3 separate regions of the Homo sapiens genome follow, and regions 2 and 3 are each linked to region 1. Evidence: chromatin loops called from intact Hi-C (ENCODE). Cell type or tissue: heart right ventricle. All regions are shown on one strand. Each heading gives the region's core, and the rest is flanking DNA. Links, peaks and the distances in the headings are about the cores only. Region 1 overlaps PSMG3-AS1 (PSMG3 antisense RNA 1). Region 2 has its middle 8.1 kb from the start of EIF3B. Region 3 holds the start of SNORA114 (small nucleolar RNA, H/ACA box 114).

Region 1 (7,472 bases), core at 775-5,774:
TTATTCATGCATTTTCTGGAAAAGAGGTGAGGAATTCCAAGAACTGAGGCTTCCTCACCTTTTTAGACCATGTTGGGTAACTTTTCGACGTTGCCATGGCATTTGTAAACGGTCATGGCACTGGTGGAAGTGTCTTTTCACATGTTAATGGATTATAATTAGCATGTAATGAGCAGTGAGGACGACCAGAGGTCGCTTTCCTCGCCATCTTGGATTTGGTGGGTTTCGGCTGGCTTCTCTACCACACTCTGTTTTATCAGTGGGGTCTTTGTGACCTGTGTCTTCTGAAACCCGTCCTGCTACCTCCTATCTCAGAGTCATGTAGTGTGTGTAGCCTTTCCTGATTGGCTTCTCCTATTGAAGATACTAATTCAACCAGGTTGTTGCCCACATCAGTAATTAATCTCTTTTTTTTTGCTGGGTAGTATAGTCTATTGTCTGGATGCACCACCGTTTATTTATCCATTCTTCTATTGAAGACATTTGGGTTATATCCAGCTTGGTCCACTATGAATAAAGCCACCATTGACCTTCATGTACAGGTGTTTGCGAGAACATAAATGTTCACTTCTCTTGGGAAATACTTGGGAGTGGGATTGCTAAGTAGCATGGCAGATACGTGCTTAATTCTAGAAGCTTCCAAGCTGCTCTCCAAAGTGTCTGCACCACTGTGCATTCCCTCCAGCAGTGCAGGCACGTCTCAGTTGCTCTGTATTCCTGCCGAACAGACATCTGTCCATCCATCCACCCATCCATCCATCCGCTCATCCATCCATCCATCCATCCATCCATCCACTCATCCATCCATCCACCCACCCATCCATCCGCTCATCCATCCATCCATCCGTCCATTCATCCATCCACTCACCCATGCATTCAGTCATCTATCCATCCATTCACCCATCTATCCATCCACCCACCCATCCATCCACTCATCCATCCACCCATCCATCCATCCACCCACCCATCCACTCATCCATCCATCCACCCACCCATCCATCCATTCAGTCATCTATCCATCCATTCACCCATCTATCCATCCACCCACCCATCCATCCACTCATCCATCCACCCATCCATCCATCCACCCACCCATCCATCTGCTCACCCGTCCATCCATCCATCCATCCATCTACCCACCCATCCATCCATTCATCCACCCATCCATCCACTCATCCATCCATCCACCTACCCATCTGTCCACTCATCCATCCGTCCACCCACCCATCCATCCACCCACCCATCTGTCTGCTCATCCATCCACCCACCCATCCATCCACTCATCCATCCATCCACTTATCCACCCACCCGTCCATCTGCTTATCCATCCATCCATCCATCCACCCGTCCATTCATCCATCCACTCACCCATGCATTCACTCATCTATCCATCCATTCACCCATCTATCCATCCACCCACCCATCCATCCATTCATCCATCCATCCACCCACCCACCCATCCATCCATCCACCCACCCATCCATCCACTCATCCATCCATCCATCCACTCATCCACCCACCCATCCATCTGCTCATCCATCCATCCATCCACCCGTCCATTCATCCATCCACTCACCCATGCATTCACTCATCTATCCATCCATTCACCCATCTATCCATCCACCCACCCATCCATCCGCTCATCCATCCATCCATCCACCCGTCAATTCATCCATCCATCCACTCACCCATCCATCCGCTCATCCATTCATGTATTCACTCATCCACTCATTCATCCATCCGATCATCCATTCATGTATTCACTCATCCACTCATTCATCCATTTACTCACCCATGCATTCACTCATCCATCCATCCACCCACACATCCATCCATTCATCCATCCATCCACTCACCCATCCATCCATTCATCCATCCATCCATCCGTAAGAGAAGTGTTTGCTTGGTCATTCACTCGATGAGCATTTTCTGCTGGAAGCTGATCCAAGGCCCCCTGCTACCACCCCCATGAAGATATAAGACAGACAATAAACAAATGCCTGCAGGTCAAGGCAGAGCCAGGAAAAGCAGAAATGACCCTACTGCCAACAAGTAGAACAGGAAGTAATTTCAAAGAGATTTGAAAGGAAGGAGAAAATGCTCCCCTACGAAGACAGCTGAAAAAAAGAATGAGATGGGCCCGTAAGCAAAGACCTCCTGGAAATACAGGACCTCCTGCCTGGTGGAGAAGGCCAGCAGTGATGCCGTGTCACCAAGGTCGACTGGGGTGGTGGGGCAGAATTAGGTGGGACTTCCAGCTTTCAACATCCACACATATTCTATATGAATTTTTTATAGTTGACATTTTTGTTGTTTTTTGTTTTGTTTTCCACAGGGTCTTGCTCCGTCGCCCAGTCTGGAGTGCAGTGGCAAGATCTCTGCTCAGTGCAGCCTTGAACTCTCAGGCTCAAGAAATCTTCCCGCCTCAGCCTCCCAAAGTGCTGGGATTACAGGTGTGAGCCACTGTGCCCGGCTATAGCTAACATTTTATTTTTACAACCAAAAAAGAAATAAAAAGGGAAAATAAGGAAAAATACTTGCAGTAGTTGTAGCCAGGGAGGTTAGCGTTGGACAGACACACCTGTGAGCCACAGGTGCACCCCAGGAGGGGATTTGAGCGGGGTCCTGGCAGGAATGAGGGCAGGAAGGAGGAGCGACTGGACTGTCTCCAGCCACTGGGAAGCCGCGTCAGGAGGGCATGTTTCCAGTGAACGCCTCTGGGGGGCAGCAGAGGCCACAGAACGCTCCTGTGCAGCGCTGGGGCTGGGCTGGGGCTGGGTCCAGAGTTGGGGAGGGAGGGAGGTGTCTTATTCTCCTCACTCTCTGGTTGGGGGAGGGAGGTCCTCCTCCTCCTCTCCGAAATTATGCATCTTCCTAGGAGGCCAGGAGCCAGTTCATCCCTCTGTCTCTCTCTGTCTCTTTCTCTCTGTCTCTGTCTCTCTCAGCCTGTTTCTCTTTGTCTGACGGTCTCTCTCTGTCTGTTTCTGTCTGTCTGGGTCTTTCTCTTCTCTTTCTCTGCCTACCTCTCTGTCTGTCTGTCTGTGTGCCACTCTCTGTCTCTTTCCTCTCTCTTGGTCTCTTTTTCTTTGTCCGTCTGCCTGTCTGTCTCCATGTGTCTATTTGTCTGTCTGTCTCTGCATCTCTGTCTATGTCTGTCTCTGTCTCTCTTTCTCTTGGTCTGTCTGTCTGTCTCTGTCTCTCTCATTTCTGTCTCTCTTGGTCTGTCTGTCTGTCTCTGCATCTCTGTCTGTGTCTGTCTCTCTCTCTTTCTCCATCTGTCTGTCTGCCTGTCTCCTTCTGTCTCCCATGGCCTGCCTGTCTCTGTCTCTCTGTCTGTCTCTGTCTCTCTGGTTTCTATCTCTCTTGGTCTGTCTCTTTCTCTGCCAGCGTGCCTGTCTGTGTGTGTCTCTCTGTCTCTTTCTCTCACGGTCTGTCTCTGTTGGTTTCTCCGTTTGTCTGTCTACCTATTTCTTTCTGTCTCCTTTGGTCTGTCTGCTGTGCATCTGTCTCTGTCTCTGTCTCCTTTTCTCTCTCTCTCTCTCTGTCTTTCTCTTATCTGGGTCCCTCTCTCCCCATCCAGTCAGCTAATGACAAAGCACTTTGTCTTTGGAAGGTGTTGGCATCTGTAATTGACGTCACAGGCACCTGCTGAGCCTGACCCCGTGCTGGCTCTGCAGAGGTAGCCAGGACACAGGCCCAGCCCGCAGTCCTCTGGGGAGACGGGCCAGGCGCACGCAGGTAGAGGATTATAAATCAGACAAGGACATGACTGTTCAGAATCGGGCCCGGGGAGACAGAAGCTGGAATAGACTGTCAAGGCCATAACAGAAGCGCAGGGCCTGTGTGTGCCGGTGCCGGGTCCTCTGCAGTTGCTGTTATTGGGCCTCAGCCTCAGCTCTGACCTTCCTGGTAGCCCTAGAGAAAAGGGAAACGAGACCGGGCAGCCAGGTTCCTGACTCCCTGTCCTGGGCAAGGAGCCTCCCGGCTGCTCCGCGAAAGCGCCGTGTTCTGAGCTGCTCACAGCCCTGCGGCTCTCTCTGGGGCTTTCTGAGGGTCTCTCTGGTGTCAGGGCAGTGCATGGGCACTCTGTCCAGCACATGTGTGGCAGGCTCACGCTCTTCTCCTGGGACATAGCTCCAAAGGACAGGGCGTTAGGATGGGAGGTGGCCCAGGGACCCCGCCTCCCCCAGGGCCAGGTCTGGGGGCTCCTGGCTGGGATGGTGTTTTATTTTCTTCTATTTTTAACTTAAAAAATGACGATATAAGCACTGCATGTGGTGGCTCACACTTGGAATCTCAACACTTGGGGAGGCCAAGGTAGACAAATTGCTTGAGCCTAGGAGATCAATACCAGCCTGGGCAACATTGCAAGACCCTGTCTCTACAAAAAATTTAAAAATTAGCCTGGTGTGGTGTCATGCTCCTGTGGTCCCAGCTACTAGGGAGGCTGAGGCATGAGAATCGCTTGGGCCCAGGAGGTTGAGGCTGCAGCGAGCTATGATTGCACCGCTGCACCCCAGCCTGGGTGACAGAGCCAGACAGACTGTGTCTCTTAAAAAAAAAAAAAAGTTTTACTTTGCATACAGTAAAATGCACTCCTTTCGTGTTTTGTTCTGTGAGTTTTGACAAATGCAGACCATCTTACAGCCATAACCATGACTGAGACCAGCCTGGCTAACACAGTGAAACCTCATCTCTACTAAAATACAAAAATTAGCTGGGCATAGTGGCGGGCACCTGTAATCCCAGCTACTCGGGAGGCTGAGTCAGGAGAATCGCTTGAACCTGGGAGGCGGAGGTTGCAGTGAGCCAAGATTGCACCACCGCACTCCAGCCTGGGCGACAGAGCGAGACTCTGATGCAAAACAAAAACAAACAAACAAAGACCCCAAACCAACGACGTCCTCCCCCAATCCCCTCACCGTCTTTTGCCGTCAGCCCTCTGCCCGCTGAAGCCCTGACCCGCTCCCTGCCTTGTCTCCAGAATGTCGCCCATGTGAGATTGTACATCAAGTGCCAGCTTGACTTTGGTGGGGGTGAGCTGTACACGTGTGTTACCAGCACATATGTGTAAGTGTGTGCGGCTGTGAGCATGGAAACCTGTGCATATGTGGTGTGTTCGTGGAGGGGCTGTGGGACCTGAGGACTCACCACTGTGTGGCTGGGACCAGCTCTGTCCCTGCCTCTCCGGTCCCTCTGGCCCCTCTGTGCCCACCTGGTCACTGCATTCACCTACACATGCAGCCTCAGCTCCTCCCGTGGTCTCCCTGCTCTTGCCTTTGTTCCTGAGGGAAGCCTGTGGACCCTGTGCCCAACCCATTGTCCATCTTCCTGACTGTCTCTCCTGGTCCATGAGCCGAACACTTTTTATCTTCTTTTTTTTTTTTTAAAGACAGAGTCTCATTCTGTCGCCCAGGGTGTGGTGCACTGATGCGATCTCACCTCACTGCAACCTCCACCTCCCGGGTTCAAGCGATTCTTCTGCCTCACCCTCCCAAGTAGCAGGGATTACAGGCGTACACCACCACGCCTGGCTAATTTTTGTATTTTTAGTGGAGACAGGGTTTTGCCATATTGGTCAGGCTGGTCTCAAACTCCTGACCTCGAGTGATCCACCCGCCTCGGCCTCTCAAAGTGCTGGGATTATAGGCCACCACGCCCATCCTATTTTAATTTTTCTTTTTCTTTCTTTTTTTTTTTTTGACAAAGTCTTGCTCTGTCACCCAGGCTGGAGTGCAGTGGTGCGATCTCAGCTCACTGCAACCTCCGCCTCCCCGGTTCAAGCGATTCTCCTGCCTCAGCCTTCCGAGTAGCTGGGACTACAGGCGCGCACCACCACGCCTGGGTAATTTTTTGTATTTTTAGTAGAGACAGGGTTTCACCGTGTTAGCCAGGATGGTCTCGATCTCCTTACCTCATGGTCTGCCCGTCTTGGTCTCCCAAAGTGCTGGGATTACAGGCAAGAGCCACTGCGCCCAGCCTTTAATTTTTGATCGCAGTAAAATGCACATCACAGAAAATCAGCATCATGACCACGTCCCACTGCAGAGGTCAGTGGCACTCAACACATTTACATTGCTGTGCAACCCTCAGCACCTGTCTCCAGAGCTCTTTCATCTCCCCAAACTGAAACTCTGCCCCCATGAAACCCTCACTCTCCATCCCCCCTGTGACCCCCGGCACCCACCGTTCTGTTTTCTGTCTCTGCAGATTCGATTGCTGTAGGGACCCCGTGGGTGTGGAATCAGACAGTATTGGTCCTTTCATGACTGGCTTATTTCACAAAACCCGATGCCGTCGAGGTCCATCCATGCTGAGGCAGGTGTCTGACTCCCTTCACTCTGTTTGGCTGAGCAGTATCCCATGGTGTGGATTCCCGTGGTGTGGATTCCCGTGGTGTGGATTCCCGTGGTGTGGATGGAGCACACTGTGCTCATTCACTTGCCTGTCGGTGGGCACGTGGGCAGCTCCCATCTCTCAGCTCCTGTGAATAACGTCTGTGGGAACGTGGGTGAGCACCTGCCTCTCAGATCCTGCTTTCAATCCTTTTGGGTGGGGGCTGGGCACGGTGGTTCACGCCCGTCATCCCAGCACTTTGGGAGGCCAAGGAGGGTGGATCACCTGAGGTCAAGAGTTTGAGACCAGCCTGACCAACATGGTGAAACCCTGTCTCTACTAAAAACAAAACAAAAAAAATTAGCTGGACATGGTGGCAGGCACCTGTCACCCCAGCTACTCAGGAGGCTGAGGCAGGAGGATCTCTTGAACCTGGGAGGTGGAGGCTGCAGCGAGCCGAGATCTCGCCATTGCACTTCAGCCTGGGAGACAGAGTGAGCCGCCATCTTAAAACAACAACAACAAATTAATCCTTTTGGGTTTTTTTTTTTTTTTTTTTTGAGACTGAGTTTCACTCTTGTTGCCCAGGCTGGAGTGCAATGGCACGATCTCAGCTCACTGCAACCTCCACCTCCCGGGTTCAAGCGATTCTCCTGCCTCAGCCTCCTGAGGAGCTGGGACTACAGGTGCAGACCACCATGCCCAGCTAATTTTCTTTCCTTTTTTTTTTTTTGAGTCAGAGTTTCGCTCTTGTTGCCCAGCTGGAGTGCAATGGTGCCATCTCGGCTCACCTCAACCTCCACCTCCTTGGTTCAAACGATTGTCCTGCTTCAGCCTCCCAAGTAGCTGGGATTACAGGCATGTGCCACCACGCCCGGCTAATTTTTTAAATATTTTTAGTAGAGATGGGGTTTCTCCATGTTGGTCAGGCTGGTCTCGAACTCCTGACCTCAAGTGATCTGCCAGCCTCGGCCTCCCAAAGTGCTGGGATTACAGGCGTGAGTCACCACGCCTGGCAGGGCCACACTCTTCAACTACAGAGCCCCCACCTCATTGGCACTGGTCCACTCATTGTCCAAATTCATTCGGTCCACAGATATTTACGGAGCATCCCCAGCTGCTGGATGCTGGGACCC
Region 2 (7,426 bases), core at 2,427-7,426, 770 kb after region 1:
TAGTAGAGACGGGGTTTTACCGTATTGGTCAGGCTGGTCTTGAACTCCTGACCTTAGGTGATCCACCTGCCTCGACCTCCCAGACTGCTGGGATTACAGGTGTGAGCCACCACGCCTGGCCTGATTTTTGTATTTTTAGTAGAGGTGGGGGTTCACCATGTTGGCCAGGCTGGTCTCTAACTCCTGACCTCAAATAATCCACCCACCTTGGCCTCCCAAAGTGCTGGGATTACAGGCATGAGCCACCGCACCTGGCCTTGATAATTTTAAATATTAATTTGGCCATTTAGTATGACCAAACTGTATGATGAAAGAGACCATGAACAAAGATGCAAAGATGAGCCACACCCTGGGAAAAAATATTTTTAACATATACAAAGTTTAAAGACTAGAAGCCTGAACTTACAAAGAGCTCATACAGGCCGGGCATGGTGGCTCACGCCTGTAATCCCAGCACCTTGGGAGGCCGAGGCGGGCGGATCACGAGATCAGGAGATCGAGACGATCCTGGCTAACACGGTGAAACCCCGTCTCTACTAAAAATACAAAAAATTAGCCGGGTGTGGTGGCGTGCACCTGTAGTCCCAGCTGCTGGGGAGGCTGAGGCAGGAGAATGGCGTAAACCCGGGAGGCGGAGCTTGCAGTGAGCCAACATGGTGCCACTGCCCTCCAGCCTAGGCGACAGAGTAAGATCCAATCTCAATAAATAAATAAATAAAAGAAGATTATCTTCCCACTGTAGAAGGTAAAAATGCCAGATATGAGCCAAATGCAGTGGCTCACACCTGTAATCCTAGCACTTTGGGAGGCCAAAGGGGGCCGATCACTTGAGGTCGGGAGTTCAAGGCCAGCCTGACCAACATGGAGAAATCCTGTCTCTACTAAAAAATACAAAATTAGCCAGGCACAGTGGTGCAGGCACAGTGGTGCAGGCCTGTAATCCCAGCTACTCAGGAGGCTGAGGGAGGAGAATCGCTTGAACTGGGGAGGTGGAGGTTTCAGTGAGCTGAGATCCTGCCATTTCACTGCAGCCTGGGCAACAAGAGCAAAACTCCATCTCAAAAAAAAAAAAAAAAAAAAATTAGCCAGGTGTGGTGCCGTGCGCCTGTAGTCCCAGCTATTTGGGTGGCTGAGGCAGAAGGATTCCTTGAACCCAGGAGTTCAAGGCTGCAGTGAGCCATGATCACGTAATTGAGCCTGGGCGACAGAGCAAGACTCAGTCTCAAAAACAAGAAAAGGAAAATAAAAAGAAAATCCTAGTACTTTGGGAGGCCAAGGTGGGAAGATCGCTTGAGCTCAGGAGTTCAAGATCAGCCTGGGCAACATGGTAAGACCTCCTCTCTATTTTATTAAAAAAATTATAGACAGTGGCTCACACCTGTAATCCCAGCACTTTGGGAGGCCCAGACGGGCGGATCACGAGGTCAGGAGATCGAAACCATCCTGGCTGAGATGGTGAAACCCCGTCTCTACTAAAAATACAAAAAAATTAGCCGGGCGTGGTGGTGGGTGCCTGTAGTCCCAGCTACTTGGGAGGCTGAGGCAGGAGAATCTTGTGAACCTGGGAGGCGGAGGTAGCAGTGGGCCGAGATCGCGCCACTGCACTCCAGCCTGGGTGACAGAGCGAGACTCCAACTCAAAAAAAAAAAAAAAATTATAAAGTGGCTGGGTGTGGTGGCTCACACCTGTAATCCCAGCACTTTGGGACACTGAGGCAAGCAGATCATTTAAGTTCAGGATCATCTGAGGACAGCCTGGCCAACAGGATGAAACCGCATCTATACCAACAACACGAAAATTAGCCAGCTGGGCACGGCGGCTCACGCCTGTAATCCCAGCACTTTGGGAGGCTGAGGCAGGCGGATCACATGGTCAGGAGTTCGAGACCAGCTTGGCCTTTTAGATCCTTTTAATAATTTCATTTTCTGCTTGAATCAGACATCTACTTACATCAGAGAAATGCAAATTCAAACAACACGATACCCTTTCACGCACAGCAGATAGGAAGAAACAGCAATATTCCCACACTGCTGGAGGGAGTGTAAATTGGTACAGATACTTTGGAGAACAACTTGTTAATGTCTAATAAATTGGAATGCAGATATCCTGTGACCCGCAAATCCTACTTTTAGTCATATTCTCTAAACTATAGCTCATAGAGACAAGCATAAGAGTCTTCACTGTAATACTATTTATAACACTGAAAAAAACCAAAACAACCTACTTTTATACGAATGTGAAGTGAATAAGAAATTGTGATATATTCATGCAATGTATAAACTAGAACAGCATGTACAGAATGGATAGATCTTGAAAACATCATTGTGGGTGAAGAAAACTGCAGAAGGGTCTGTGGAGTGCAGCACGTCCATTTAAAGACGTAAATGAACCAAAGGGGACAAATAAAACTGAGGAAATCTGGCCAGGCACAGTGGCTCACATACTTGTAATCCCAGCACTTTGGGAGGCTGAGGCAGGCAGATCACCTGAGGTCAGGAGTTCAAGACCAGCCTGGCCCATGTGGAAAAAACCCCATCTCTACTAAAAATACAAAATTAGCCGGGCCTGCTGGCAGGCACCTGTAATCCCAGCTACTTGGGAGGCTGAGGCAGGAGAATCACTTGAACCCAGGAGGTGGAGGATGCAGTGAGCCAAGATCGTGCCACTACACACTCTAGCCTGGGCGAGACAGAGTGAGAATCCGTCCAAAAAAAAAAAAGAAGAAGAAATGTGAATAAGGTTGGTGGATTTTATTTGCGTCAACATTCTGGTTGTGATATTATTGTGTACTTCTGCATCATTAGAGGATACTGGGCAAAGGGTATTATTTCTTATTTTTGTTTTGTTTTTTGAGACGGAGTTTCACTCTTGTTGCCCAGGCTGAAGTGCAGTGGCAAGATCTCAGCTCACTGCAACTTCCACCTCCTGGGTTCAAGCGATTCTCCTACCTCAGCCTCCCGAGTAGCTGGGATTATAGGCACCCACCACCACTCCCAGCTAATTTTTGTATTTTTAGTAGAGACAGGGTTTCACCATGTTGGCCAGGCTGGTCTCGAACTCCTGACCTCAAGTGATCTGCCTGCTCAGCCTCCCAAAGTGCTGGGATTACAGGCGTGAGCCACCACACCCAGCCTATTTCTTATAATAGCATATGGGTCTACTATAAATCAATAAAAATACCAAACAATGAATACATTACTTACAGGTACATGATGGCTTCCTCTGAGGAACAGAGGAGAAAATATATTTTAGGAGAGGACTTGAGCCCAGAAGTTTGAGCTCACATAGTGAGACCCTGGTCTCTACAAAAAATAAAAAGAAAACTAGTTGGGTATGGTGGTGCATGCCTGTAGCCCCAGCTACTGGGGAGGCCGAAACAGGAGGGTTGCTTGAACCCAGGAGGTCAAGGCTGCTCTGAGCTGTGATTTCACCACTGCACTCCAGCCTGGCTGAAAGAGCAAGACTCTCAAAACGAAAAAAAAAAGGTGAGGCAGCCAGGCACGGTGGCTCACACCTGTAATCCCAGCACTTTGGGAGGCCGAGGTGGGAGGATCACGAGGTCAGGAGATCGAGACCATCCTGGCTAACACAGTGAAACCCCGTCTCTACTAAAATACAAAAAATTAGCCGGGCGTGGTGGTGGGCACCTGTAGTCCCAGCTACTTGGGAGGCTGAGGCAGGAGAATGGCGTGAACCTGGGAGGCGGAGCTTGCAGTGAGCTGAGATTGCGCCACTGCACTCCAGCCTGGGCTGGACTCCGTCTCAAAAAAAAAAAAAAAAAAAAAAACAGAAAAAAATTAGCCAAGTATGGTGGCTCACACCTGTAGCCACAAGTACTCAGGAGGCTGAGTTCAGAGGATCTCTTGAGCCTGGGAGGTGGAGGCTGCAGTGAGCCGAGATCACACCACTGTACGCCAGCCTGGGCGACAGAGATTGAGACTCCGTCTCAAAAAAAAAAAAAAAAAAAAGAAAAAAGGAATAGGGAAATAGGGAGCATCTGATTCCTGTCCATGCCTCACTCCTCTACATTTGAAGAAGCCAAGCATCATAGGGCAGAAAGTCAAATAAGTCTTTGAACAGGGTGTGTTGCTCACCTGTAATCCAGCCATGGGAGCCTGAGGTAGGAGAATTACTTGAGGCCAGAAGTTCAAGACCAGCTGGGGCAACATAGCTAGACACCCTCCGCCCCCACCATCTCCACAAAACAATAATAATAAGAGCCTTTGGGCTGGGCGCAGTGGCTCACGCCTGTAATCCCAGCACTTTGGGAGGCCGAGGCTGACGGATCACCTGAGGTCAGGAGTTTGAGACCAGCCTGGCTAACACGGCGAAACCTGTTTCTAATAAAAATACAAAAATTAGTCAGGCTTCGTGGTGGGCGCCTGTAGTCCTCAATCCTCAGGAGGCTGAGACAGGAGAATCGCTTGAACCTAGGAGGTGGAGATTGCAGGGAGCCAAGATAGCACCACTGCACTCCAGCTTGGGCGACAGAGCAAGATGCTGTCTCAAAAAAAAAAAAAAAAAAAGAAAAAAAAAAGAGCCTTTGGCTGAAGGCAGTAGGCGGCAGGGAAAACCAGGAGGAAACCAGCATGGTCAAACGAGACAGGGAAGTTCAGATGATTTGGGGCCACACTGGATTCTTTTTTTTTTTTTTTTTTGCTCATTTTATTTTCTTTTGCTTTGTTTTGTTGAGATGGAGTCTTGCTCTGTCACCCAGGCTGGAGTGCAGTGGTGTGATCTCGGCTCACTGCAACCTCCACCTCCCAGGTTGAAGCAATTCTCCTGTGTCAGCCTCCCAAGTAGCTGGAATTACAGGCGTGTGCCACCACAGCCAGCTAAGTTTTGTATTTTTAGTACATGGGGTTTCGCCATATTAGCCAGGCTGGTCTGGAACTCCTGACCTCAGGTGATCTGCCCGCTTCGGCCTCCCAGTGTTGAGATTACAGGCGTGAGCCACCACGCCTGGCCCACACTGGACCCTTTGAATCCATGGATGCCTCTTTGCGTCTCCAAGTGCCCTGCGAGATTGGACATAGACCGGTTTATGTAGAACATCCTGGAGAAATTACTGAGATACTGAGAAACTTGCTGGAGAGAAAGCTGCTTTTTCGGCTTCCTACTATGTAAGGAATTTAAAAAAGAAACTAAGTAAAAAAAGCAAGCCTAGTTCACACACTGAAAAGGGCGGGCTAAGATCGCCATCTGTAGGTGAATCGTTTCTTCTGCCAACTCGAATTCTGTCCACAGTTCCTGACACCTAAATGGGTCCAAGCTACCTAGCTCCCCCTCTAGCCTGCACGCTCCACCCAGGAAGGACAAGGCAGAGGCTCTGGCGAGTACAGTATCTTTTTCTTTTCTTTCTTTCTTTTTTTTTTTTTTTTTTTTGAGACAGAGTCTCGCTCTGTCGCCCAGGCTGGAGTGCAGTGGCGCGATCTCGGCTCACTGCAAGCTCCGCCTTCCGGGTTCACGCCATTCTCCTGCCTCAGCCTCCCGAGTAGCTGGGACTACAGGCGCCCGCCACCAGGCCCGGCTAATTTTTTTGTATTTTCAGTAGAGATGGGGTTTCACCGTGTTAGCCAGGATGGTCTTGATCTCCTGACCTTGTGATCCACCCGCCTCAGCCTCCCAAAGTGCTGGGATTACAGGCGTGAGCCACCGTGCCCGGCCCAGTATCTTTTTCAGGGTTACCCAGCCAGTGGCCAGGCGCGGTGGCTCACACCTGTAATTCCAGCACTCTGAGAGGCGGGCGGATCACCTGAGGTCAGGAGTTCAAGGCCAGCTGGCCAACATGGTAAAACCCCATCTCCACTAAAAATTAAAAAAAAAAAATTAGACGGGCATAGTGGTGTGCGCCTGTAATCTCAGCTACTGGGGAGGCTGAGGCAGAAGAATCATTTGAACCCGGGAGGCGGAGTTACAGTGAGCAGAGATTGTGCCACTGCACTCCAGCCTGGGCAACACAGTGAGACTCTGTCTCAAAAAAAAAAAAAAAAAAAAAAATAGGCTACCCACAAGTTAGCAAGAGAACTACAACCAAAAAATCATGACTTTCAATTTTTTTTTCTTTAAAAAAATTGTAAAAAAGCCTGGTGAGGTGGCTTACACCTGCAATACCAGCTACTCAGGAGGCTGAGGCAGGAGAACTGCTTGAACCTGGGAGGTGGAGGTTGCAGTGAGCCGAGATCACACCACTGCACTCCAGCCTGGGTGACAGAGTGAGGCTCCGTCTCAAAAACAAAAAAAAAAAAAGTAAAAAAAATGCGTAATATTATAGTAAAGTGTACATAACATAAAATGTACCATCTTAACCACGTTAAAGCATATGGTATATTGGCATAAAGCATGTTCACACTGACGCAGCCATCACCACCACTATCTCCCAAATTATTTTCCTTTTTTAAGTGTTATATTTTTAAATTTGTTATATTTTTAGTTTATTTTTTTCACCCTACCCCCTATATTTTTAATTTAACTTTTTTTTTTTTGAGACAGTTTATCACTCTGTCACTCAGGCTAGAGTGCAGTGGTGTGATCTCGGCTCACTGCAATCTCTACCCCCACCCCATGTTCAAGCGATTCTCCTGCCTCAGCCTCCCAAGAAGCTGGGACTACAGGAGCACGCCCCCACACACAACTAATTTTTTGTAAAGATGAGATTTCACCATGTTGTCTAGGCTGATGTTGAACTCCTGCCTTCAAGAGATCTGCCCACCTCAGCTCCCAAAGTGTTGGGATTACAGGCGTGAGCCACCGCGCCTGGCCAATTTAGCTTTTCTTAAGACAAGGTCTCACTCTGTTGCCCAGGCTGGAGTGCAGTGGCTCGATCCTGGCTCACTGCAGCCTCAACCTTCCAGGCTCAAGCTATCCTCCTGCCTCAGCCTCCTGTGACAGGTCCTGAATGTCCACAAACCCACCCAGGCTGGCCCATGGTGGACAGGTGGTGAGGTCAGAGTCTCAGTCCTCTCCAGCCCAGCATGAGGCTCCCAGGCTACACCCGGAGCCACCCCACTAGAGATCTCACCTGCCTGGGCCCTGGAAGGGTCACCCTGGATCTCTACCACCCGGTTCATGGCTCCCAGGCTCAGGGACTGGACACTTCCCGGCTCTGAACCTCTTCCTCAAAGACATGAAATCCCCACGCTCAGAACCTGGTTGGCCTACTTGGAAATACTTCTCATTCTGTTAAGATAAACCCACAGGAAAATAAAGGCACAGCTTTCCTACATTATCTCATCCAAACTCCCCCAAGCCTGCGAGGTAAGAAAACTGAGGCCTAGAGACGTTGAGGCTCTCTTGATAGCAAGGGAGGGGTTAGTCTCGGCCCAGTCTCCGGGCTCAGGCAGCCTCTCTCCCCAGCCAGGTCAGGCTTCCCCAAGGGGCCGTGTGGCGGAACATTTTTCATTTTCATAGTTATGAACCAATGTTA
Region 3 (7,472 bases), core at 1,698-6,697, 510 kb after region 1:
CTCTGGCCGGCGTCGCCGGGTCTGGTGTGGGAGTGCAGCACTCTAGAGAGGCAGCAGGCCAAGTGGAAGGACCAGGCTGAGGAGATTGAGCTCTGAGGATCAAGGGGCTCACATACCCCGTTTAACTGAGGCTTGCATCAAATTAGACAAATAGTTAAAAGAAGAGGCAAAGCGATCTCTGTGGCGTCTCTCTTTGGAATCACCCGATAGCCCAATTAGCAGCTCTGAAGCTGAGGCTCTAGTGCCCATGACAATTGATGGAGCCCGGCGCCTGCACTCGGCCCAGCCTCCGCCCACGCCTGTGCGCCGCACGACCACTCCAGCTGCTTCAGCGCTACCTGGGTAATGAAGCACATTCGGCCTGTTTATTTTCCCATTGATTTTGCCATCCTTGACCCAAAGCACAGAAGTCAATACCCCGTTAGGTGTGGCACCTTCATGGGGCCTCTGCTGTCTCTCGCGCTGCAGGGAGAGCTCCCCTGCCCGTCAATCAGGAACGGGTGGCACAGGCCCCCAGGGGGAAGAGCCGTCCCTCCCTGCGCGTGACGTCCTGGGTACCCAGGGCTGACAGCCTCTAAACGCTGTCACTCGACCAATAAAGAAACATCTCCAAAGCATTCCCCGTGCTGAGTAACAAAACTTTAAGGAGAAAATGAGATTTTCGGAATTATTAGTTTCCCTTTCATTCCTTTCTAGCAGGAGCTGGAGAGAGGAAGGCACCCATTCGCCCATCACTGAGTCACCCGGCAGCTCATTTATGAACCTCGCTTCCTCCGTGCCGGGCGGGGGGCTTGGAGGGCTGACACTTGACTTGAGAAATGCCAGCTCTAAGCAGTTTATTTCCTCTTGAACTTTAAGAACTGACAAAGACAGGAATGACCTTTAAAAGGCAGGGTTAGTGCTTGTTGGAATCACTGAGCACTTCTTGGCTTACACAGCACGGAGAGGAGGTGCGGGGTGAGTGCCCCCAGTCTCGAGGCACGGCGCTCAGCACTCGGGCAGGTAAATCAGCGGAGAGGCCTCCAAGGTGGGTCAGTGGGTGGAGGCCAGCGCAGGGCGGGCTGTCGGGAGACTCCAGACGTAACAGACTGCAAGATGTCCCCCGTGGCCAAGATGGAAGAGGCAACGGCATCGGACGCTAGGAAGACCTGGGAGACCTGGGTTGAAACCCGGCCTCCGCCACTGACCTGCAGCAGGCTGTGTACCAAGAAGACCAACATTTCCTCCTCCCAGTTCTTCAGGGAAAAGCACGTGGGAAGAAACAGATCTGTTCCTGATACTGCAGGAGCGCCCGTTCCCATCTCCAGGACCTCCTGGTTGGTCACTGTGAGTGTCTGCTGGGCCCATCCTGTGGGCCGGCTGCAGGATGCTCCCAGTGATTCCAGCGCAGTCAGACCCTGGGGTGGGGAGGAGCTTGGGCAAGAAGGCACTGGGGAAGCGGGCGCAGACTGGGCATGGACCCCCACCCAGTGAAGGTCCGGTTTTCCACATGCACCCAACTCGGAGAAGAATGCTCACATCCGAGCCGCCATTCCCTTTCTCGCTATCAGTTAACCAGCGGCTTCCTCTGGACACCCGAAAGGCATTCCAAGGCAGCACTGCTGGCAGGGTGTGCGGTGGACACTCCGCAGGATCTGGAAGACTTGGGTCAAAATAATTCAGGAAACACAATGGAAGTTTCTGCGTATGTGTAGAAAAATAAAGCTCTGCTGTGCTGGTGAATACTGACTTCATTTCCTCAAAGTCCAGGGGGGACAGAAAGGGCCTGTCCACAGGTGTGGCCGGACCCGCCACAGAGACAGCCACGGGCAGCGCGAGGCCAGGAATGCCAAGGGCCATGACCTTCACTTGCTGGGAGCAGAGCACTGCAAGGGGGCAGAGCATGCGAGTGGCGCTGCCCGGGCAGGGTGATGCCAGAGAAGGCCCTGCGCCCACGCAGACGTGCCGGGGACGAGGGAGCAGGTACCTGTGCTCACGGAGGTCCCCAGGCTCTGGCAGGCCTGACTGCTGGAGAGCAGATTAGAGGCAGGAAACCCAGCTCAGTGCGGAGTCCTAGCCCAGAAAACCTACTTCCTGAGCCACGGTGGCGGCCACTGCAGCCGCCAGCACACCACTCAATGTGTCACCTACCGCCAGCTTGATCCCTGCATTGGAGAACCTCCCTCAGAACTTGCCTCGCACCTCTGGACATCTCCTGGAACGTCCTGATGTCCGGCCCCAGATAACCCTGGGAGCCACCAGAGCCAGACTGGGGCAGGGAGGAGAAAAAGGAAGGAGCCGTGACAAATACAGGGCCAAGCACGGGGGCAGGAGGGTGCTCCCAACCCTCCAGGTGAAGAGCCTGCGACTCTGTAGCCTTGTAGAGTAAGAAACTCGCCACATGTGGGTAAAAGAGACCTTATCATTGCCGTCATCGTTTCCTGAACATACATCGTCACGTTTATGTGTTTCCCACCACCCCAAGCCAAGGACTATCATCATGTCCTTTACAGACGAGATGGCCCAGCTGAGAAGACATCAGAGAGCCTGCTAAAGGGCCAGCAGTCAGTGATGAGCAAGAATTCAACGCCGGTCTTGCTCAGTCCTGACAGTGACTACACTGTTCGTTACTGCAGCTCACATGCTAGCCACGGGTCTCAGAACCGTAACTCCACGCTCACCTCAAGCACCCACTGTGTATCAGCCACCATTCCAGGCAAAGCAGACACAATGGTGACTGTCCTCAAAGAAGCTCAAAGGTAGAAAAGGTTAACAAAAGACAAGTGTAACGGAGCAAGTAACGGTGCCTGCTAACAAGCTCCACCCTCCCACCTCACCGTGTGGTCTGTCTCCCCGCCGCACAGCCACGCAGTACACACCCCAGGAGAGCAGCGCATGTAGCTGTCCCTGCCTGCAGCCGCCATTGCCTCTCGGCCACCTGGTTCTCCCAGGGCAGTGGCCACTCTGATATTTCTGCCCACAGTGAGCACATGAGGCCACGGCAGTGTCTCAGGAATGCCCTGCTTTGAGTTCGGGACTTTGCCTATTCTGGGCACTTCATATTAATGTCATCATACAGGTGGTGGCCTTTCATACTGTTGAATTGACTTGGCATCATGTCTTCAAGGCCAGTCCCTGCTGCAGCATACATCAGCCTCCATCTCTTATGGCTCAATAACTCCTCGCTGGGTGGACAGCCGTGTTGTTTTTAGTCACAGCTGAGGGGCATTTGGGTTGGCCCCATCTCTTGGCTACTATGAGCAATGCTGCTATGAACGATGACACGAGTGTTCGTGCAAACATGTTATCAATTCTCTTGGGTGCGCACTTAGAAGGGAAGTTGCTGGGTCATCCAGTGACCGCCTAACCTCTGAAGACCCACTGGACGCTCACGGCAGATGCAGCTTCACAGGACCACCAGGTGCGTACGAGGGCGCCGACTGCCCACTCCCGCCAACTTCACAGGCCCATCAGGCATGTATGAAGGCCTGGAGGATGGTGAGACCCATCACCTCCGTGCGCAGCTCCACCTACCCCCAGGAATCCCACCCTGCCCGGGAGGACTCCACGCTGCGGGGGAGGACGGCAAGACCCGTCACCTCCCTCCCTCCTGGCCAGCAGCCCCAAGGAGCTCCTAAAGACAAGCAACTGAGCTCCTAAGGATGAGCCCCTCCCTCCCCACAGGCCCAGTGAGGACAAGATGCCTGGTAGGGAAGAAGCTCAGATTCTCCGTCCTCCTCCCCAAAATGCATCCCATCCAAAGGAAGGTGCAGCTCAACAACTCAGCACTGGGTAACGCATCACTGAAGCACAGGCACGCCCTCGCTCACACCACAGCCACAAAACCTGCCAAGTCCTTATGGCATGGTAATTAGGGGAAGTGCTGCCAGTGACCTTTAATTGGAGGCTCCAGACAGGTCAGTCAGTCAGTGCCAAGGAGCACGACAGAGACAGCACAGCCGGCTGGGGACGGAGCCACACACGGCCTCTGCCCATGGGAAAGCCGTAAACGCTGCAGGCAGGGAGACAGGCCAGCCACAATTGCTCTTTTTCTTTTTTTTTCTTTTTGGAGACAAAGTCTCGTTCTTGTCCCCCAGAGCTGGAGTGCAATGGCACGCTCTCGGCTCACTGCAACCTCCGCCTCCCAGGTTCAAGCAATTCTGCCTCAGCCTCCAGAGTAGCTGGGATTACAGTTGCCTGCCACCACACCCAGCTAATTTTTTTTGTATTTTCAGTAGAGACAGGGTTTCACTGTGTTGGCCAGGCTGGTCTCGAACTCTTGACCTCAGTTGATCCACCTGCCTCGGCCTCCCAAATTGCTGGGATTACAGGCATGAGCCACCGCGCCCAGCACAATTGCTGTTATCTTCTGCGACTAAAAGCAAGGGTGGCAGAGAAATCACGTGCAGGAAGACGGGAGATGTGGCCAGGAATCCTAAGAGTTACAAGCTGAGTTCAGGAAAAAGTTTTAAAACAAGAAAAAGCAACATCACTTTGAGAAGAGCATGGAGGAGGTGGTGGTCATGCATGGAGAAACTGGGCTTCAAACCTCATGGAAGCTCTTCTCTTTAAAAACGTACCCACATGGCTGCTGGCGGCAGGGGAAGAGCGCTGTGACCAAGGGGAGGCAGGAGAAACTCTTAGGGTGATGGAACTGAATCATGGCTGTGGTGGGGGATGCTCAGTGCAACTGTCAAGACCCACAGAGCCACACACCTCAAAGTGAATTTTACTACCAATAAATAATCGGGAAATGGACCAGGCATGGTGGTTCATGCCTGTAACTCCAGCACTTCGGGAGGGTGAGGCGGACAGATCACTTGAGGTCAGGAGTTCAAGACCAGCCTGACCAACATGGCGAAACCCTGTCTCTACTAAGAATACAAAAATTAGCCAGGCCTGGTGGCGCGCGCCTGTAATCTCAGCTACTCATGAGGCTGAGGCACGATAATCACTTGAACCCGGGAAATGGAGGTTGCAGTGAGCCGAGATCGCACCACTGCACTCCAGCCTGGGCAACAGTGTGAGACTCCGTCTTGAAAATAATATTATTAATACTACTACTAATCAGGAAATGGAGAAGCCCAAATGGAATACAACTGTTGAAGGCAGCTTCTATACCACAGTCTGCACAGCTCCACTGACCCAGGCCTGGCAGGGCGGACCTCTCCTGCCTGTGCCGATCGCAAAGGAACAGTGGTACTTGGGAAGAGACAGGATCCTCTTTGTTGTAAAAGGAATGATGTCCCATGGCCAGGAGCAGGGACTGGGGAGCTGAAAGAAAGCTAGCGCCAACTGTATGTTTAGAGAGATCCTGCCTGTCCACAGAGAACAGCTTCATGGAACACCGTAGGCGCCCCTTAGCATCCAAGACAGCACGGCGCTAGCAGCTGAAGGGAAAACCACAACAGCGTGTGGGGAGAGGAAACAGAATTCAACAGCCGGTGCCTCTGAGAAGATCCAGTGAAACTCAGCAAAGCTGCCACTTCCCCTCTCACAGCTAACTGGATCCGTTTCCCAGCAGATCGAGGCTTGAGGCTCTAGGAGAGTTAGAGAAGAAGAAGACTGGGACTCGGACCACACTGACTTCTCCCCTTTAAAAGTCTACACACAAAGCACCCGCACAGGCTGAGTGGAAATATGGGGGCCCACGTGCATGGCCACAGAACAGTGGACGAGGTCGGGCAGCAAAGCGACCTTGGATCACACATCGCGCCTCTTCACGCCTCCTCACACCCCTGCCTGAAACCTGCCGACGGGCCTGTTGCCGCTGGAACACAATCCAGGCCCCCATCACAGGCTGCGCCATCTGGTTACCAGCACGGTGGTCTCGTGCTACCCTGGTTCCGTGTCGGCGCCAGCCCTCCAACCTTCTGGCCCACACTGAGCCACCTATTCCCACCACAGCCCCCGCCCCGCTCCGTCCCACCATGGCAGTCTGAGCTCCACTGAACCCCAGAGAGGCTCCCCGCTTGCCTCCAGGGAACACCGCCCCAGCCTCGAGTGCCACCATGACAGCTCTGGAGCTGCCACTGCACGTGCACATCCATCTCCCTGGGAGGCCGGGGAGATCAGGACGGTGTGGCACAGCCTGGGGCACTCCCAGCACTCAGCAGTGGCCATGAGCGAGAGGCAGCAAGGGGACGGGTGGAGGGAGTGCCATCTGTCACACTCCATGCAGCTCTTCAGCCTGAAGGAAGGACACCGACGGAGCCGGGCCATCTCTCAAGTACAACCTAGACGCCCTCAACTCCATTTCCTGGGTGCCCCAAAGCACACACCAGATTCTCACCAGCAGTGAAGCCAAGTCCAGGGTCCACAGAGGAGTTGTGAAGGTTCACACAGGGCTGGTGCTCACCCTCTGCCACCGACCCGCACGCCTCCCACACAAGCTGCCAGGCCCACGGTGGGGGTTGTGCCTGCAGAAGGCCTCCGAGCCACGCATGCAGGCGCCTCACCCGGTGGCTGCCATGAGCCAGGACAGGCTATTCATTCTGCCCCACTCCACTGATGGCCTGAAGGTCACCAAGTTCAGGTCAAAGCAGGCAGGGATGGGTGTGCTTTGACAGGGAGAGCGGCTCACACGGCCGACTCGGGCCCTGCTGTGCAGCTTCCTCGAGACCACGCAAACAGGCAAGGAGAAGGCAGCCACGGAGACACAGCTCTCTGTGGCCAGTCCCAGGCACAGTGGAGGCCACAGCCAAGGTGATATGGTTTGGCTGCGTCCCCGTGGAAATCCTAACTGGAATTGCATCTCCCAGAATTCCCACAGGCTGTGGGAGGGACCCAGGGGGAGGTAACTGAATCATGGGGGCCCGTCTTTCCCATGCTATTCTCGTGATAGTGAATAAGACTCACGAGATCGGATGGGTTTATCCAGGCTTTCCACTTTTGCTTCTTCCTCATTTTCTCTTGCTACCACCATGTAAGAAGAGCCTTTTGCCTCCCACCATGATTCGGAGCCCTCCACAGCCATGTGGAACCATAAGTCCAATTAAACCTTTTTGTATTTCCAGTTTCAGGTATGTATCAGCAGCATGAAAACAGACTAATACACAGGGAAAGCAACCAAGCCCCAACACCTGTCCCTGGGGCCCACCGCACACGCCCACCCATCACGTGCATCGTGTTTAATCACACTTCCAATACCTGTCCCCGGGGCCCACCCCACACGCCCACCCCATCACGTGCATCGTGTTTAATCACACTTCCAACACCTGTCCCCGGGGCCCACCCCATCACGTGCATCGTGTTTAATCACACTTCCAAGTGCACACCTTCTAAAGGAACGGGCTTCCAAAACAAAGTGTCCAATAATCATGCTGTTCTGACATCCATCTCGAAGGCCAGGCTTAATTAAGGCCAGGCTAACACACACCTGCCATGAGATCAGAGTGGGCTGAAGGGCTGCTCTCCCCAGACCTTTCGAGCTGCAGAAGGAGCTCCGGCCAGGGACAGGGAACACCAACCCTAGTGATGTTGGTTTGCTACCA

Evidence for each region. Hi-C counts contacts between places; a loop is a spot of excess contacts. Peaks named below come from ENCODE experiments on the same cell type or tissue, not always from the same donor. Only the 100,000 strongest peaks of a DNase experiment are listed, where the experiment ranks them.
Region 2: it touches region 1 in a loop (6-fold over the local background); 70 of 110 quality-filtered maps call a loop at or near these places.
Region 3: it touches region 1 in a loop (3-fold over the local background); 2 of 110 quality-filtered maps call a loop at or near these places.

The regions. Positions count from the first base shown.
Region 1 is chr7:1,576,952-1,584,423 of GRCh38, forward strand. It overlaps PSMG3-AS1 (PSMG3 antisense RNA 1), which reads left to right. Exons shown (of 5, transcript NR_027329.1): 4 at 6,211-6,318; 5 at 7,433-7,472. Among named protein-coding and RNA genes, the nearest start is that of PSMG3-AS1, 11 kb to the left of the region's middle. RefSeq lists an enhancer at 1-421. In heart right ventricle, for the core only: CTCF peaks have their summits at 2,712 (motif pointing right) and 2,918; a DNase peak (open chromatin) is centred at 2,730.
Region 2 is chr7:2,342,974-2,350,399 of GRCh38, forward strand. It overlaps a transcript of SNX8 not described here. Among named protein-coding and RNA genes, the nearest start is that of EIF3B, 8.1 kb to the right of the region's middle. In heart right ventricle, for the core only: a CTCF peak has its summit at 5,198; a DNase peak (open chromatin) is centred at 5,198; H3K27ac peaks cover 395 bases.
Region 3 is chr7:2,082,523-2,089,994 of GRCh38, forward strand. All of the region lies in intron 11 of MAD1L1 (mitotic arrest deficient 1 like 1), which reads right to left. SNORA114 (small nucleolar RNA, H/ACA box 114) reads right to left here and starts at 6,530; the gene lies at 6,390-6,530. In heart right ventricle, for the core only: no CTCF peak of the experiment used is centred there; a DNase peak (open chromatin) is centred at 3,882.